Linked DNA regions of Mus musculus: region 1 is linked to region 2. The links are chromatin loops, found by intact Hi-C in ENCODE. Cell type or tissue: gastrocnemius. All regions are shown on one strand.

What was found. Hi-C counts contacts between places; a loop is a spot of excess contacts. Peaks named below come from ENCODE experiments on the same cell type or tissue, not always from the same donor. Only the 100,000 strongest peaks of a DNase experiment are listed, where the experiment ranks them.
Region 1: it touches region 2 in a loop (32-fold over the local background); 4 of 42 quality-filtered maps call a loop at or near these places.

Annotation. Positions count from the first base shown.
Region 1 is chr11:107,364,591-107,372,590 of GRCm38, forward strand. All of the region lies in intron 1 of Pitpnc1 (phosphatidylinositol transfer protein, cytoplasmic 1), which reads right to left. Among named protein-coding and RNA genes, the nearest start is that of Gm11716, 33 kb to the left of the region's middle. In gastrocnemius, no CTCF peak of the experiment used is centred here; no DNase peak of the experiment used is centred here; H3K4me3 peaks cover 987 bases; H3K27ac peaks cover 3,053 bases.
Region 2 is chr11:107,497,042-107,505,041 of GRCm38, forward strand. It overlaps Psmd12 (proteasome (prosome, macropain) 26S subunit, non-ATPase, 12), which reads left to right. Exons shown (of 11, transcript NM_025894.2): 11 at 483-995. The coding sequence ends at 692. Among named protein-coding and RNA genes, the nearest start is that of Psmd12, 22 kb to the left of the region's middle. In gastrocnemius, a CTCF peak has its summit at 5,966 (motif pointing right); no DNase peak of the experiment used is centred here.

The sequences.
Region 1 (8,000 bases), 130 kb before region 2:
TAAAGCTAAGGTGGATACTCTGTATCTTTAAGACCGATTCAATCCCCAGCACTGGAAAATACAACAAAAGACAGGAGAGATGTATGTAAGATGTAAAATGGCCCACTGGACAAGAATAAAATGAGTTCCAGGGCTGGGTAAATGGCTCAGTGGGTAAAGTGCTTACTGTACCGCCACGGGTATGTAGAAAGTGCTCTTAGCCAGATGCATGCATCCCTGTACACACACGAACAGGCAAACATAAACACACACAAGACCTGAAAGCACCCCACTCTCTACCTAAAGATGCTGTAAAGAAAAATTTACAACAACAAAAAGAATTATAGCTAGAGCCAAAGGCAATGACTAGAGTGTAAATTAATAAACTAGAAAATAGAAAAATCAATAAGACTGAAAGTTGGTTCTTTGAAAAGATCGACAAAAAAAATTGATAAAAACTTAGCAAGGCTGTCGAGGCAACAAAGAAAAAAACTTAAATTACAGATAGCATATAAGCTGCTTTTTTGTTTAGATGCTTCCCAAGGGGCTGGGAAGATGGCTCAGCTGGAGAAGTGTGGGCTATGCACACATGAGGACCTGTCTTCAGATCCCCAGCATCCACTCGAACGCTGGAAGCCGCACTGGACACCTGTGTTCCCAAGACTCGGGGACAGAGAGAAAGGGTCCCCAGACTTCACTGGCTAGACAGTCTGGTCAATTAATGAGCTCAAAGGCATAAACAAACCTCCACTTTACTCTTTGGAGAGTGGGGAGACAGGGTCTTGCTCTGTAGCCCTAGGTGGTTTGGAAGCTGCGATGTGGATCAGGTTGGCCTCGAGTTTGCAACCTTTCTCTTGCCTCTGGCTCCAGGGAGCTGGGTTTACAGGTACCCAGTACAAGCTCAGCTACTAAGACAGGAAAACAGGAATCCAGAGTACCTTTTCTGCCGTTATGTTTACCTATGTTTCCTTATTTCTGTTCGTTCTAGACTCAAAGACAGATGCTTAACGAAAACAACTTAACACTCAGCAGTGTGGCCAGGTGCACCGTTCCACAGGAAAGAATGCTTCCTAGGCTCTTTGAAGGATTGGAGAAAATACCTGGGCCACAAAGATGCTACTCCAGCGTGTTAAGTGGCACGGCAACAATGTGTCTCCCTGTCCCTAAAAGACAAGGCCACTTGGATTCCACTGCGACTCTGGGAAGTAGAAAGATAGCTTATCCGTGCTAGGCTTTGAGCAATAAAACGGGTTATATAAGGGGTAAAATTCCCTCTGAATTCTTGCCACCCACCTGTACAGGTGGGAAGTCTAGGAGTCACTCCTTGGCGCCTCCCTATCCCACCAGCATCTGTAGTCTATTTGCCAACAACACTCCCCCTAGACGCTTATCTGTCTGGGTTGATGATCCCGTCCCTTCCCCTCTAGATCCCACAAGAATTCCCAAACGGAGCAGCCAAATCCATTCTTGTCGTTCTCTGTTCCTATCTAATCATTGAATTTGACTTTGGCACTGCTTCCTGACAAATCCCTCCCACTACTCACGAAGCCCTGGGCTTCAGAGCTGGAGACCCTGTCTTTCACCTTCGGCTCAGGGAAGTGAGTTTGTTCTGTACTTTCCTCTTGTAGTGTTTGGACCTGAAGCCGGGACTTGTACATAGTGGGCAAATGCTCTGCCCTGAGCTATGTGCCCACAGCTTCTTAAAGGTTTGTGTCTCAGCCACTCAGACTTCTGGAGCCTCCTGACTTTCACTTCCGGGGTTTTCACTCCGTGATCTATATAAATCTGGCCTGCTCTCTCCTCCGTCCACACCCCTCTTAAACTTTCCAAACAATCCACAAGCTCCCAGCCCTTCCTCCCCATCTTTAGTGTCTTTTGGGGAAAGGTCAAGAAAGGCAAGGATAGGTTATGACTCCTCACCCATGCATACGTCACTTCCTGACACTCGCTGTGCACACCAGGATCCTCCTTCCTATGTTCCCAGCATCCACTGCCCACCTGGGGCTCTGCCATTAGACACTTCTGTCCTGGAGCCAATCCCTTCCCCGAATCCCTCACCTCCTAAATTTTCCCACCTCCTCTGCAGCCTGCACTCTTACTCCCCCAAAGCCACCCCTCCCCTTTCCAATCTAAACCAATCCATTCCCTGGAAAGGATTATGCTTTCCTAAATAGCCAGAGAACCGAGGCCAGCCTAGTGACCTAAAAAAGAAATTTAAAAAGCAGTAAATCCTTCCTCTATCATTGATTACGATTTTAAGTCATCGGAGAAGAAGCCTGCTAAGGAATAATTCATAAGCCCAGGGCTCGGCCAGGGTTGTTTACCCTGGCATGGGAGCCAGCATCCTGTTACTTTACTGACAGCCCAGGTGGGGTTCGGAGAGCGCAGAAGGCCAAGGCACAGAGAGTGCCCTTTCACCTTAATGAAAAACGCTTTGCAGACCACTCTAGAATGTGCCAGAAGCTGTCCAAGAGCTTTTCCCGCAATAGCTGCTTGAATTCATCCTAATAACTCCAATAGGTGGGTACAATTAGGATCCTGGTCACAATACAGAAGAAGAAACTGAGGCAAAAACAAAGAGGACCCAAGGGAAGGAGCTTTCCAGCAGGGCAGGCCAGACGTGCTCTTCTGGATTCCTAAGCTGTGGTGACATTCATTCATACCACTGCACAGCAAAGGACCCAAACAGAAGGGAGAGCCTGAATAATGTCTGGACCAAGACACTGCAAGGGAAGGAGAGACCATGGGCGGCGTGCGTCACGTGGCCACAGCTCGAGATGGGTTACTTTCTTCCATGTGAAAAAGAAGGAATTCCAGGAAAAGAGAAAAGGCCATTATTGTGAGTTTGAGGCCAGCCTGGTCTACATAGCGAGGCACGTCAAAGAAGGCAAGTAAGCAAGCAAGAAAGAAAGGAGAGAGGAAGGAGAAGATTATCTAAAATATTATCTAAGATAACAAAAGGAGCAAAGAGAAGAGCTCAGAATACTTGTTTAGAATTCTTAGCTTTGGGACATAAGAGATGGCTCAGACTACTGTATGAAAGCACACACCACTACTCTGCAGAAAGTCTGAGTCCCATTCCTGGCACCCACGCCCAGTGGCTCACAACTTGCGCTTCCAGTGCTTGGGGATCCAACATCTCTGGCCTCCACGGACACATATACATAATTAAAAATCAAAACCAAAAACAACTGACTTTTAGGACAACTGAAGGGTATGAGACAAGCAAATTCAATCTGTAGCTTTCTTACTGATTAGTGGGAAGCCAATGGGAAGACATCCATTGGGAAACAGTATATGATCCGGTAATGTTGATTAAGAGGCTCGCCGATGGGGGACACACAGACATGGCTGCCAGCGGCAGGAGGGAGGCACAGTCACCTGGTCAGACCAGGCTCTGTTTTGTTTCATGTTTTTCTTACAGAGACCGTGTAGCATTTTGCTGGAAATTTAAAAAAAAAAATCCTTATTAGTTCTCCTGCCTCAAATTTAAAATGTACATGTAAAATACATAACTCGAAGGCTGGATAGATGGCTCAGTGGTTGAGAGCACTTGTTACTGTTCAGTGAACCTTGGATTCATAACACCTCCAAGGCCCTCATAACCACCTGTAACTCCAGCCCCAGAGAATCCAATGTTCTTTGCTGGCCTCTAAGGGCACTGCATACTGCAGGCAAAAACACCTGTATACAAAAATAAAATCTAAAAAAGTTTTTTTTTTAAAACTTCAAAATGAATTAAGGACTCAAATGTAAGGCCTGACACTGCAGCATTTGTAAAAGAGAACACTGGATTGGAGGGTGGGGGAGCTTCACGTTACAACAGGCAATGGTTTGTCACTAGGGAAAAAGAAATTGACAAATAAGACCTCATGGAATTACTTGCTTAAGAAGGCTCAACTCTAGAGCATCATTGCAGCAAGAGCCAATGGCAGGAAACTCTCTTTACCTCCATTGTAGACAGAAAAGAGCAAAACAGGAGAGGATCCTGGGATGAGATAGATACTCAAGGATCTAAGTCTCTCGCCTGCTAAAGTTTCCAGAACCTTCCAAAATATGGAGTGATCTTAGGATGATAAAAAACGGGGTCCTGCATTTTCTTACGAGGTGGCTTTAAAAATCTGATTCTATGTAAGATAAAATTTCCAAGTTTCTTCATTATCTTAGATTTTTCCCCTCTATTTTACTTTTTACTTTATTTTTGAGGTAGGGGCTGGCCTCAAATTTGCTATGTAGCTGAAGATGACATTGAATTCCTGATCCCCCTGCCTCAACATCCCCATGGTGGGATCACAGGCACGCACCACCTCACCTGCTTCGTGAACTGTTGGGGATAGAGCTCAAGGCCTCAAGTGTCCTCAGCAAACTTGCTACCAACTACGCCTGCAGCCCAGATCCTTAGTTTTAACACACTTCAGGAGAAAAAAAAACTCTCTCCTTATTTTCATATAGGAATAGCAGAATTAAGAAGGTGAGGAAACTCCTTATTCTAAATATATGAAGAATATTTCATTGGTATTTCCCATCTTTGGTTGTATCGCCCGCCCCCTCCCTCCCTCCCTCCCTCCCTCCCTCCCTCCCTCCCTCCCTCCATTACTCTCCCCAACCCCTTCTTAATATATATTTTTTTTCCCTCTTTATCTTAGCTCTCTTCACCTCTTCTCCCTGGGGGTGGGAGCAGGGTCTCACACATATTTGGTGAGTGTCCCATCGCTGAACTACGCCCACAGTTGACCCTTAACCTTCTCATCTCTAGTCTAAGTAGAAATGACCCTGTGACCTGACATCATCTCATTAAGCTTTTCCATCCTCATAACTTTTTTTTTTTTTTTTTTTTTTGCTATTAAAACTTTGATGGCAAATCTCACAGGAGCACAGCGCCACGGAGCACCCGTGAAGGCTCCTCCACTTCTCGAAGTAGGCTGTTGACTCAGTCATTCCATGGCAACCCCAGGGAGAGTGGGACCCGGCTTGGGGGTGACACACGTCACAAGTGACCCCAACGCAATGCAGTTTTCACCAAGGCTGGCAATAAAGTTTATATGACTCAACTCTAAGATAGCCACACATGGGACTTAAAGGCCTCTTGGAGCCAGTTAAAATGTTTCAAATTTGGTAAGAGAGCTAAAGGACCAAAAATATTTTCCATATAATAAATTTTATGGAAAGCAGGGCCCAAAAGTCCTGGAGTTAAACAAATGTAAGAGGAGATGAGGAGGGAGATAGGGGCTGCGGAACGGTTCCTTCGGGGTCCTGTTTCTCACAGGGAACTATTTTAAGGTCGGACCTTCCGCCCCACCTCTCCCACCCCCACTCAGGACTTGTCCCCTTGCCTCTAGTGACAAGGACCATACAGGATGCCTTTCCAAAGCTATTCAATGCCAGTAAATCTGCTTCTTGAATCTAATTCCCAGCAACCCTCACACACATATTTCATCTATGTCTTAGGATTTGTGTAAGGAGGAGGAAAAAATGGAATAAAGCACGGGCTGGAAAGACGGCACTGCTCTTAAGAGCACTATCGATCTTCCAGGAGGACCCAAGTTCAGGTCCCAGTACTTATGGGTCTGGTGGCCCAAAGCCACCTGTAGCTTCAGCTATCCGACCCTGTCCTCTGACCTCCTAAGGCCCCTACACGCACATGTGGGCACACTCATACACATACATAAACTTAAAAATAAATTTTTAGCTGGGCTTGGCGGGCATATGCCTTAGTTCCAGCACTTCGGAGGCGGGGGCTGGAAGATCTTTGAGTACAAAGCCAGGCATGGTTACCCTGTGAGATAAAATATACATAATAATAAAATAAATCTAGCTGGACACGGGTGGTGCACGCCTTTAATCCCAGTACTCAGGAGGCAGAGGCGGATAGATCCCTGTGAGTTTGAGGCCAGCCTGGTCTATAGAGCAAGTTCCAGGATAGCCAGGGATACACAGTGGAACCCTGTCTCGAAAAACCAAAAAAGTAGATCTTTTTAAAAAGAGGTTATATATGAATAAGCTTTCTCATATTTAGACATTTCTAATCATCTCTAGTCCGTGACTTGGACTGCAGTCTGTCTGTCCCTTAAGCAGGAAGCATCTCTGTACACTCTGGGTGAGTCAGAGATTTCCTTCCTGCCTTCCTCCCAGCATCCTTTTCTTCCATTATTCTAAAAGCAGGCACTGCAGAAAGGTGGTGTGCGAAGAGCTATTCAGCCTGGAGTGTCTATGGGATCAGAAAAAATGGGGTACTCACCTGCTGTCTTGCTCTGTCTTCCCTCTGCATTGCTCTGTGTGTGTGTGTGTGTGTGTGTGTGTGTGTGTGTGTGTGTGTGTGTGTGCCCACACGCGTGCACGCACTCGTGCAAGTGCTATGAGGAAGACAAAGGTAGATGCCAAGTTGTGCCCCACCTTATTTTTAAGAAAAGATCCCTCACGGAAACAGACAGCTAACAAGCCCTAAGGATACACTCATCTCTACCTTGTCAGCCCTGGGGTGCTGGGGACAAGATGATGTGCCTGGCTTTTTCACTGGGATGGAACTCAGATCTTCCTGTCTCCATGCTTACAGACAAGCACTGTACCCTCATAGCCATTGGCGCTGCAGTGCATTTTATAGGCTGACTCCACTCCAGCTGAAACAAACAAGGAATCTATTAATGTTACTGCAACAGAGCTAGCTAGGCTCTCCTTGGGGTGCTATGTTATGTGACTCCTCTGGCTGTATCCTTGGAGCTTGACCCCCCAAGCTCTCTACCATTGTTCAAATAAATGTGGTTTGTCTCTAAAAGGCCCTTGTGTTGAAGGATTTATTCTCAGTGTAGAGACCTTGGAAAGTGAAACTCTTTACCTTGTTTGGGGTGTCTCATGAACCCCACTGAGAGTGAACTGTAGTAAAATCCAGCAGCTGACCCCTAGGCTCTCCTATTTCCTGTATCAGGATGCAAGATGTGATCCAGGGACTGGAAAGATAAAAGGTTAAAGGGACCTGCTGCACACAGCGGAAGGAGAGAACTATTCCCCAAAGGGGTTTTCTGACCTCCACAAGATGCACTACGACACACGTGTGTGCATGTCTACACACCAAGTGTTTAAAATAAAACATTTTAAGGTGTGCTTCCACGCACCCTGCACCCCGCTACCATTGCCATGATTTGATTAAGCTCACCCCACATAGACAGATGCAGACATCATCCAAACCTGAGCACCAAATAAACCTCTTTTCTTTTACAACACTAGCCACCCGGGGTATTTTGTTACAGCAACAAACAACTGACTGATACAATCTCCAGGGCTCAAAGAAGCCACAGCTTCCTTTTTGTTTATTCAAGTCAGCAAATCAACCGGGTTGCTCGGACCCAGGCTGACCGTGCAGTCACTATCTCAGAAGCTGCTCACCAGCAGTTTCTGTCTAGTTATTGTACTCACTGATAAACTCATGAGTTATTCTGGAATATCTGTTGCAGTGGAAAGGGGTAGAAAAATCAGTTAATACTAAGCATGTACTACCACATCCTGTCTATACCGGCTTTGGTTTTGTTATTTGTTTGTTTTAGTTTTTGCAGCCCAGGCTGATCTTACATTTGCTATACTATATGACAGAGGCTGACCTTGAACTTCCAATCTTGCAACCTCCACCTCCCCGGATCTCAGATTACAGGCATGCTGCACCACTCCTGGACCATACTTGCTTGGGATATCAGCTTCCATCAGAACAAGCACAATTTTATTCATGCTAAATCCCCAGGGACCAGCACCTGGCATATTTATTGACTGCAGAGAACTAAATGCTTTTTTAAATATGAAGAAGGTTTGTATATGCAAATATATTCAACAGTGGCTAATGGCAGTATGGGGTTGTAGATATTTCTTGCTGGGCCTGGATTTTTCCCATTCTGAAAGGAAGATACACTACTTTTGTATCAGAAAAATAGTGACTTCTCTTTTGTCATAATGACTGGGTTTTCTACCACCGCAAACCCCACCAAAGGTTATCTCTCTAGGAAAAAAACCAGCATCCAGGGTGTGGTTGCCACACC
Region 2 (8,000 bases):
GGAATCCTGCTCAGCGGGCAAGTGCATGCCTAGCCTGTGCAGCCCCAGTTTAATCCCCAGCACTGCAGAGAAGAAAGGAGGGAGGAGTATAAAAGTGGGACCAGTTCATGGCGCTAGCCCTGTTTCTCATCGCCACCAGGGCTCTAAATCTACAGGGTTACACTTAGTCTCAGACCTCGTTATAGAGACACTCAGATGTTGTGTTGGTTGGTTTCCTTGTTAACTCTGCATTTACAGTCGGTGCAGAAAGGAACCATGTTCCCGCCAAGTCCTGGTCTTGCCTGCACCTCCCCCGTGCTGGGAGCTGCCACCACACTTGACAGGAGACTCATTAGTTGATCATCCAGTGTTGTATCTTCATCATCATGGTCAGCTCAGTGGTTGGCAAGGAACTGTCAGTGCTCTCAGCTTGTGTGTTCATGGGTGGAGAATTTTAGAATGTTTAGTTATCCATCTTAATCCAATCTGTCTGTCTCTCACAGGAGTCAGAGGCTTTCCTCTCGAATCTAGTCGTTAACAAGACCATCTTTGCTAAAGTAGACAGGTTGGCTGGAGTCATCAACTTCCAGAGACCCAAGGATCCAAATAATTTATTAAATGACTGGTCTCAGAAACTGAACTCGCTGATGTCTCTGGTTAACAAAACGACACACCTCATAGCCAAAGAGGAGATGATACATAATCTACAATGAGGCTCTGGATGCTTTTAGAAGACACAAAATTGGAGGTCATTAAAAAAGAAAGACTGTTTTCATGGTGTATATGTTGTTTTTTTCTTACTCTCGACCTTTTTTGCTAAAATTTTAAGATAGTAAATGTGTTTAAGCCCCCTCTGCCTTTCCCACTCTCTGATTTCATGATAACTGCAAAACATTTTTTCAGTCTGAAGACAGAAAGGTTTGTGTCTCAGCTTTCCTTGAGTGTGTTCATACTATTTGTTTTTATTCACCTGACAGCCACGTGATAGTAATAAAAACAGGACATGTGTTAGCTCCTGAAGTTGCCAGGGTGGTGATTAACAAGTGTTTATAAAGGATTGTGTCATAAAGCTATTGATGACTTATAGAATAAAAAAACCAAAAATAAAAAACCAAAAAAAAAAAAAAAAAAAAAACCATAGACCATGCAAGGATCTTGTGCGTGGAGTTTGCTTTGTGTTTTGACACTGACAGGAAGGCTCTGGCCTGAGTGCATTTGGAATGCTCTCATGGACTCTGCGTTCTTTCTCTCACATTGCATTACTATACTTTAAAAATGACTGAAAAGGGACTGGAGAGATGGCTCAGCGATTAAGAGCACTGACTACTCTTCCAGAGGTCCTGAGTTCAATTCCCAGCAACCACATGGTGGCTCAAAATGTGGGGGAGGACAGCAATCTGATCCTGTCTCTGCTTCCCAGGTGCTTCTGGGATTGGGCACTGGGCTCTGTACAGTGCTAAGCAAGCCCTTCCCAACTCAGCTACACCTCCACCCCCATAAGCAAACTTGAGTTACAGTATTTGATGATGTTGGCCCCTTGCACTTCTCTGACATCCTGCTGGTTTTGAGGGGGTCTTCCGTAGCCTAGGCTGACCTGAAGTTTGCTGTGTTGTGGAGCCTCCCTCCCCTTTCCAGAAGCCAGGCTTCAGGTGTGCACTCCCAAGCCCGGTTTAGCTGGTCGTTAACTAAGTCAGATGATGATGTTACGAGCTGCTTTCTGTTAAATCCTGTTACAGGAGTCACTACTGATGGTATTGTGGTTTGGCTTTGGGAGCTGTTCACTTCTCCCACATCCTTTGTATAAACTTATGCCTGACACCTAAGGTTTTTTTGTTTATGGGAAGTCCAGCCCAGAGCTTCGGATATGAGAGCTTGCCCATGAACTATAAACCTGGCCTTACATTTTTACTTTTTGTTTTTTGACAGGGTATCACTAAGTTGCTCAGGCTAGATTTGAGCTCACTCTAACCCAGTAAGCCTTGAACTTGGAATAATGCATAAACTGGCGAAGTATCTAGGATGACAGACCTGTGTCACTTGGCATGGCCCCTCAAGTGTCACTCATATAGGGCTCCTTCCAGGCTTCAGGTCTAGTTATGCCCATAACAGGCCAAGTTCATTATCTCTATAGAATCTCCAGTTCCACACCCTGGTTCTAGGTAATATAATTACTATACTTTAAAAATGACTGAAAAGGGACTGGAGAGATGGCTCAGCGGTTAAGAGCACTGACTACTCTTCCAGAGGTCCTGAATTCAATTCCCAGCAACCACATGGTGGCTCAAAATCATCTGTAATGGGGATCTGATGCCCTCTTTTGGTATGGCTGAAGACAGCGACAGTGTACTCATATACATAAAATAAATAAATCTTTTTGAAAAATGACTAACGCCGGGCGGTGGTGGTGCCCGCCTTTAATCCCAGCACTTGGGAGGCAGAGGCAGGCGAATTTCTGAGTTCGAGTCCAGCCTGGTCTAGAGAGTGAGTTCCAGGACAGCCAGGGCTATACAGAGAAACCCTGTCTCGAAAAACCAAAAAAAAAAAAAAAAAAAAAAAGACTGAAAAGCTAAAGGCCATCTTCATAGTAAATGTCATGGTTTAGTTTTTCTCTTTCATAGCATTGAAACAGGTGCTTTTATGTCAGCCTCTGAGATCAATCAGTATAAGCAAGTTTTGTAAGATGGTGGGTTTTTTGTTTGTTATTTCAAAGAAAATAGATTAAAATGTTAGAAAATTAAAGGTTTTTTATTTTAAGTGGAGGAGGTATGGTATGTGTTCTTTGAAAAAATACCACAGAGGTCCCACAATTGTCCCAAATTGTGGAATCATGAAATAGGACAATTTGGTGGCCTTTAAGTGGGATATGAGAATAGGTATTCGTGAATGGGGAACAGTGTTTGGTTTAGCCAGGCGTGGTGGTGCACGCCTTTAGTCCCAACACTGGTGAGGCAGAGACAGGCTGAGGCAGAAACAGGCAGGCTGGCCTCTTGAGTTTGAGGCCAACCCCGCCATTTGCAGCTAACCTTTGCTTTATTTTTCTTTAAAACATATATTTCATTTGTTTATTGTATTTTACATATAGAAATGTTTTGGCTACATGTATGTATGTGGACCACTTGCATGCCTGGTGCCCACGGAGGCTAGAGGATGCTAGAGGATCTGTAGTCACAGCTCTATGTGAGCCACCGTGTGGATGCTGGGAACCCATCCCAGGTCCTCTGCAAGGGCAACAAGTACCCTTAACTGCCGAGCCATCTCCCCATCTATTGTTTGTGTGTTTAGACCCTTGGTCCTGTGAAGGCTTGATGCCCCCATCCATATAGGGGAATGCCAGGACCAGGAAGCTGGAGTGGGTGGGTTGGTGAGCAGTGGGAGGAAGACGGGCATGGGGTTTTCAGAAGGGAAACCAGGAAAGGGGATAACATTTGAAATGTAAATAAAGAAAATACTATTTTTTTTTAAATGGAGGAAAAAAAAAAGATCTTCAGCCTGATGGATGCTTGTCTGCTCACCAGCTTCAATCCTGAAGTTGACAGCACACTGACAGCCTGCAGTTTCAGGTCCTTTAAGTCGCTGGGATCCACCATTGGAAAATATTTCTCAGCCCTCCCAAGTCTTTGCTATTCTGCCTCTGGCTGAGCCCTCTCGGGTTTTTACCATCTCTGTAATTTTGTCTTTGCGGACATGACTCAATGGTAGAGCACTTGCCTAGCATGCACAAACCCTGTCCTCGGTCCCCAACAACACAGATTCCAGTGTGACCTCTTTGCAGGAGGTCACATGGTTGAAATAGAAAGGCTAACACCTCTGTCGCTTCTTTTACTTGGTGCTATGATTTATGTTCACCACCCCCACCCCGGTCTTTTAATTATTCATTTGTCTTTAGACAAATGTTTTTTTTTTTTGGTTGTTGTTTTGTTTTCCCACTTTGGTTTGGTTGGTTTGTTTTTTTTGGGGGGGAGGGGGGTTGGTTTTTCGAGACAGGGTTTCTCTGTGTAGCCCTGGCTGTCCTGGAACTCACTTTGTAGACCAGGCTGGCCTCTGCCTTCCTAGAGCTGGGATGAAAGGTGTGTGCCATCACTGGCCTGCAGACAACTTCAGTTTTTACCAGGTCTTGGGACCAGTGGGATGGCCAAGGGTGTTTGCTGGATACTAGTGTGGCAGTGACAGGCCAACCTCGTTCAGCACTTGCTTTCCTTCTCGCTGGAGACTCACTGCTATATAACCAGACCTACTGGCTGGTGAACTTGTGGGGATTCTGGTCTGTCTTCACTGGAAGAACAACTAGGATCCAGATCCATTTTGGACACTGAACTCTGTTCCTCTGGCTTGTGAGCCAGTCGTTTATCCACTGAGCCATCTCCCAAGTGAAGGGTTGAAATTCTTTTGTTTTAGGTGTGTGTGGGTGTTTGCTGGGGTTGTGTGTTTGGTGTCAAGGAGTTCAGAACAGGGTGTCAAATCCCCTGTAACTGGATCTGCAGATGGTTGTGAACCGCCATATGAGTCCTAGGAATTGAACCCAGGCCCTGTGGTAGAGCTGCTAGTGTCATAATAGCTAAGCTAGCTCTCCAGCCTTCCCAGCGTTCACCTGCAAGAGCTATCTATAGTGTATGTGCAGAGACCAGAAGATAACTTGTGGAAGAGAGTTCTCATGTTATCTTCTGACCTCGTACACACCATGCATGGTATGAGCGCTGGCACACATACACATGAAATAAATCTTTTAACAAAGCTATGACGAATCTGTGTCGACATAGCATGTTCGAGTTGTGTGGATTTTGAAGTAGTGGGAACATATCCTGCACAGTTGTCTGCAGAGGTAGCTGGTTGCCTGGAGTTGCAGCTTGGCACACTGGAAACCTATCACATCCTATGAGGGAGCAGCTGCATGAGGCTGTTGGTCCAGTGTGGCACTGGGCCTACAGTGGACTGTTGTCTATTGCCAGATTTTCAGGCTTGTTACTGCCTCTGAGACATGTTTGCATTCTTCAAGAATCTATAAAACTCCTTAACTAGGAGCTTAATATTAATTATAATGAAAGAATGATTTTTTCCCCCAGGATTACAAATTTTGTTAGTTTTCTCTTTCCTCCCCTAACGAGGTTGGAGACACACAAGAAGTGTTGGTACACTCTATGACCCCAGCAGTGGGAAGAAAGGTTGGACAACAGGACCACAATTTCAGAAGCCCCGTCTCGTGCTGGGGTTGTGGCTCAGTTCGGTTGCCAGCACTTGAGAATCAGAAACAGAAGGGTGAAGACACAGTCAGAGTCTCTGGTTGTAGGGAGTCGGAGACCAGCTGAACTACAGGAGCCCTTGTCTCACAAAACAGTTGGCATCTATGTTAATTCATTTTAAAACATATTCATTTATCTATCATGAAGGTGAGAGGACCACTTGTCTGAGTTTATTCCAACTGCCAAGTGTATCTCAGATCCAACCCAGGTCCTCAGGCTTGGTGTCATTACCAGCTGAGCCATCTTGCCCAGAACCCCTGGGACTGCAGTGCTGAATCACCTGGCCTGCTCACACACCCAACCCACACACACACACACACACACACACACACATACACACACACATATACACACACCCACACACATATACACACACCCACACACACACACACCGCCCCCATCCTTCATGCCCATGCCCCTCTGCCATCCTTTTCCGTCCTCGCTTACAATTTTTTTTCTTTTCTTTTTTTTTTCTTTTTCCTTTTTGGTTTTTCGAGACAGGGTTTCTCTGTGTAGCCCTGGCTGTCCTGGAACTCACTTTGTAGACCAGGCTGGCCTCGAACTCAGAAATCCACCTACTCTGCCTCCCAAGTAAACCACGCCCGGTTCTCACTTGCAATTTCACACTCTGGTTTTTGGTTTTTTTTTTTTATCAACTACTTAAACAATCCACTTTTTTTTTTTTAAAGATTGATTTATTTATGATATGTAAGTACACAGTAGCTGTCTTCAGACACTCCAGAAGAGGGCGCCAGATCTCGTTATGGATGTAATAGCCCCAGCTGTGAGCCACCATGTGGTTGCTGGGATTTGAACTCCGGACCTTCAGAAGAGCAGTCGGGTGCTCTTACCCGCTGAGCCATCTCAGCAGCCCACAATCCACATTTCTAAAGCAGCCTTGACTGCCAGATTGTAATAGCCCCAGCTGTGCTCTCACAGCAGGACAGTTTCCACAGCTGTCTGAAGGCCCCATGAGTAAACCCCAGATGGGACCCAGCTTCCCACCCTTCTCTATTCTACCCCTTGGGCACTCTTAACTCCTGGGTCACATGCCTGTCTCCGAGGCTCTTTGGTGCACACTGTGTGGTGTGCTATCCAGACTGTACCTCCGACTCCAGATCTTGTATGTTAAAACTGAGTGAACTTGTCTTTGCCTGCCTCCCTTGGTTACTTCCATCTCAAGAGGCAACTTCTCTTTGTGAGCATGGGTGTATAAAGACCTGGGCCTCCTGCTGTTGAGGGGTTAGAAGATGTACAGCTCTCAGAAGCCCTGAGAGCTCCCTCTGGAACATGGAGGGAGGCCTTTGTTACTGACTTACAGTTCAGCCTTCTGACTCCTCCTGCCTTCACTTGCCCATAGGTATGGACCACCCAAGCAAGACCTCGCAGAATCTCCCTTGGTGCTGTATCCATCTCTGCATCTGCTTCTAGGGAGATTGGACTTGAGTTGGTGTAGCCTGGGAGCCAAGAAAAGAGACAACAATGGGACTCTGTAACCACCCCAACCACTGACTAGCTGGCAGTGAGAAGCCATCACTGCTAAGAGTGGGAGCTCCCATAGCCCCTGGGAAACAGTGGGGATGCTTTGTTAAAACCCGTTTTCTTAGGCTGACAGATAGAAGGGGAGCCCAGGCTTTTAAGAAATGTGGTGGAACTGCTGTTTCTTGGGGCAGTCAGTAAGTAGAAGAAAGACAAAGACTCATCATCATCTAAGGGCTTAAGTGTGTAAACCAGAGGACACTCATTAGCACCTCTTGAAGAGACCTGTCCAAGATGTAGGAAGAACACTGTCAGCCTTGGGACTGCATGAGTGTGGTAGTCCACACACTGGAGAAGCTAACAACCCAGTAGGAGCTACTTGGTCTGTGAATCTGGATTCTTTAGCTATCCCACTCTGGAGCTAAAGACCTAGAGGATTCCTGGAGAACCAGCAGTCTTTAGGCCACGTTGGAACCCCAGAGAAGTTAGACACTGATGTCAGCAGAAGAGAGAAGGTGGGAGAAACAGGGCAGGTGTACTCTCAACCAGATGCAAAAGGAAAACGAAAAAGCTGGCTACATAGTGAGACCTTGTCTCAAAAAAAAATTAAAAACCAAAACCCTTCTAGATGGGTTCCAGACCTGAGGCCACCAATCACATTTATAGACAGGTACTCTGCTGCAACGTCTTGGGTTGGGCTTGGTGGTACAGGCTTACCATCCATCACAGCACCCAGGAGTCTGAGGCTGTGGGATCATCAGGAGTTCTAGGTCATCTGGGCTATGTGTATTCATGTGACACCATGACCTTGGTCATCCTCTGTTCTTCAATGTCAGACCTTTCCCCACACACATCCTGTTGGTTTTTCTTTTTCAAAGGTTTTCCTTAATTTTTTTTTTTTTTTTTTTTTTTTTTTTTTGGGTTTTCGAGACAGGGTTTCTCTGTATAGCCCTGGCTGTCCTGGACCTCACTTTGTAGACCAGGCTGGCCTTGAACTCAGAAATCCGCCTGCCTCTGCCTCCCGAGTGCTGGGATTAAAGGCGTGCGCCACCACGCCTGGCCCTCCTTAATTTTTTTTATTTTCGGTTTTTCGAGACAGGGTTTCTCTGTATATCCTTGGCTGTCCTGGAACTCACTCTGTAGACCAGGCTGGCCTCGAACTCAGAAATCCGCCTACCTCTGCCTCCCGAGTGCTGGGATTAAAGGCGTGTGCCACCACCACGCCTGGCCTTAATTTTTTATTTTATGTGTATGAGTGTTTGCTTTCATGTGTGTCTGTGTACAACATGTGTGCCCGGTGCCTGC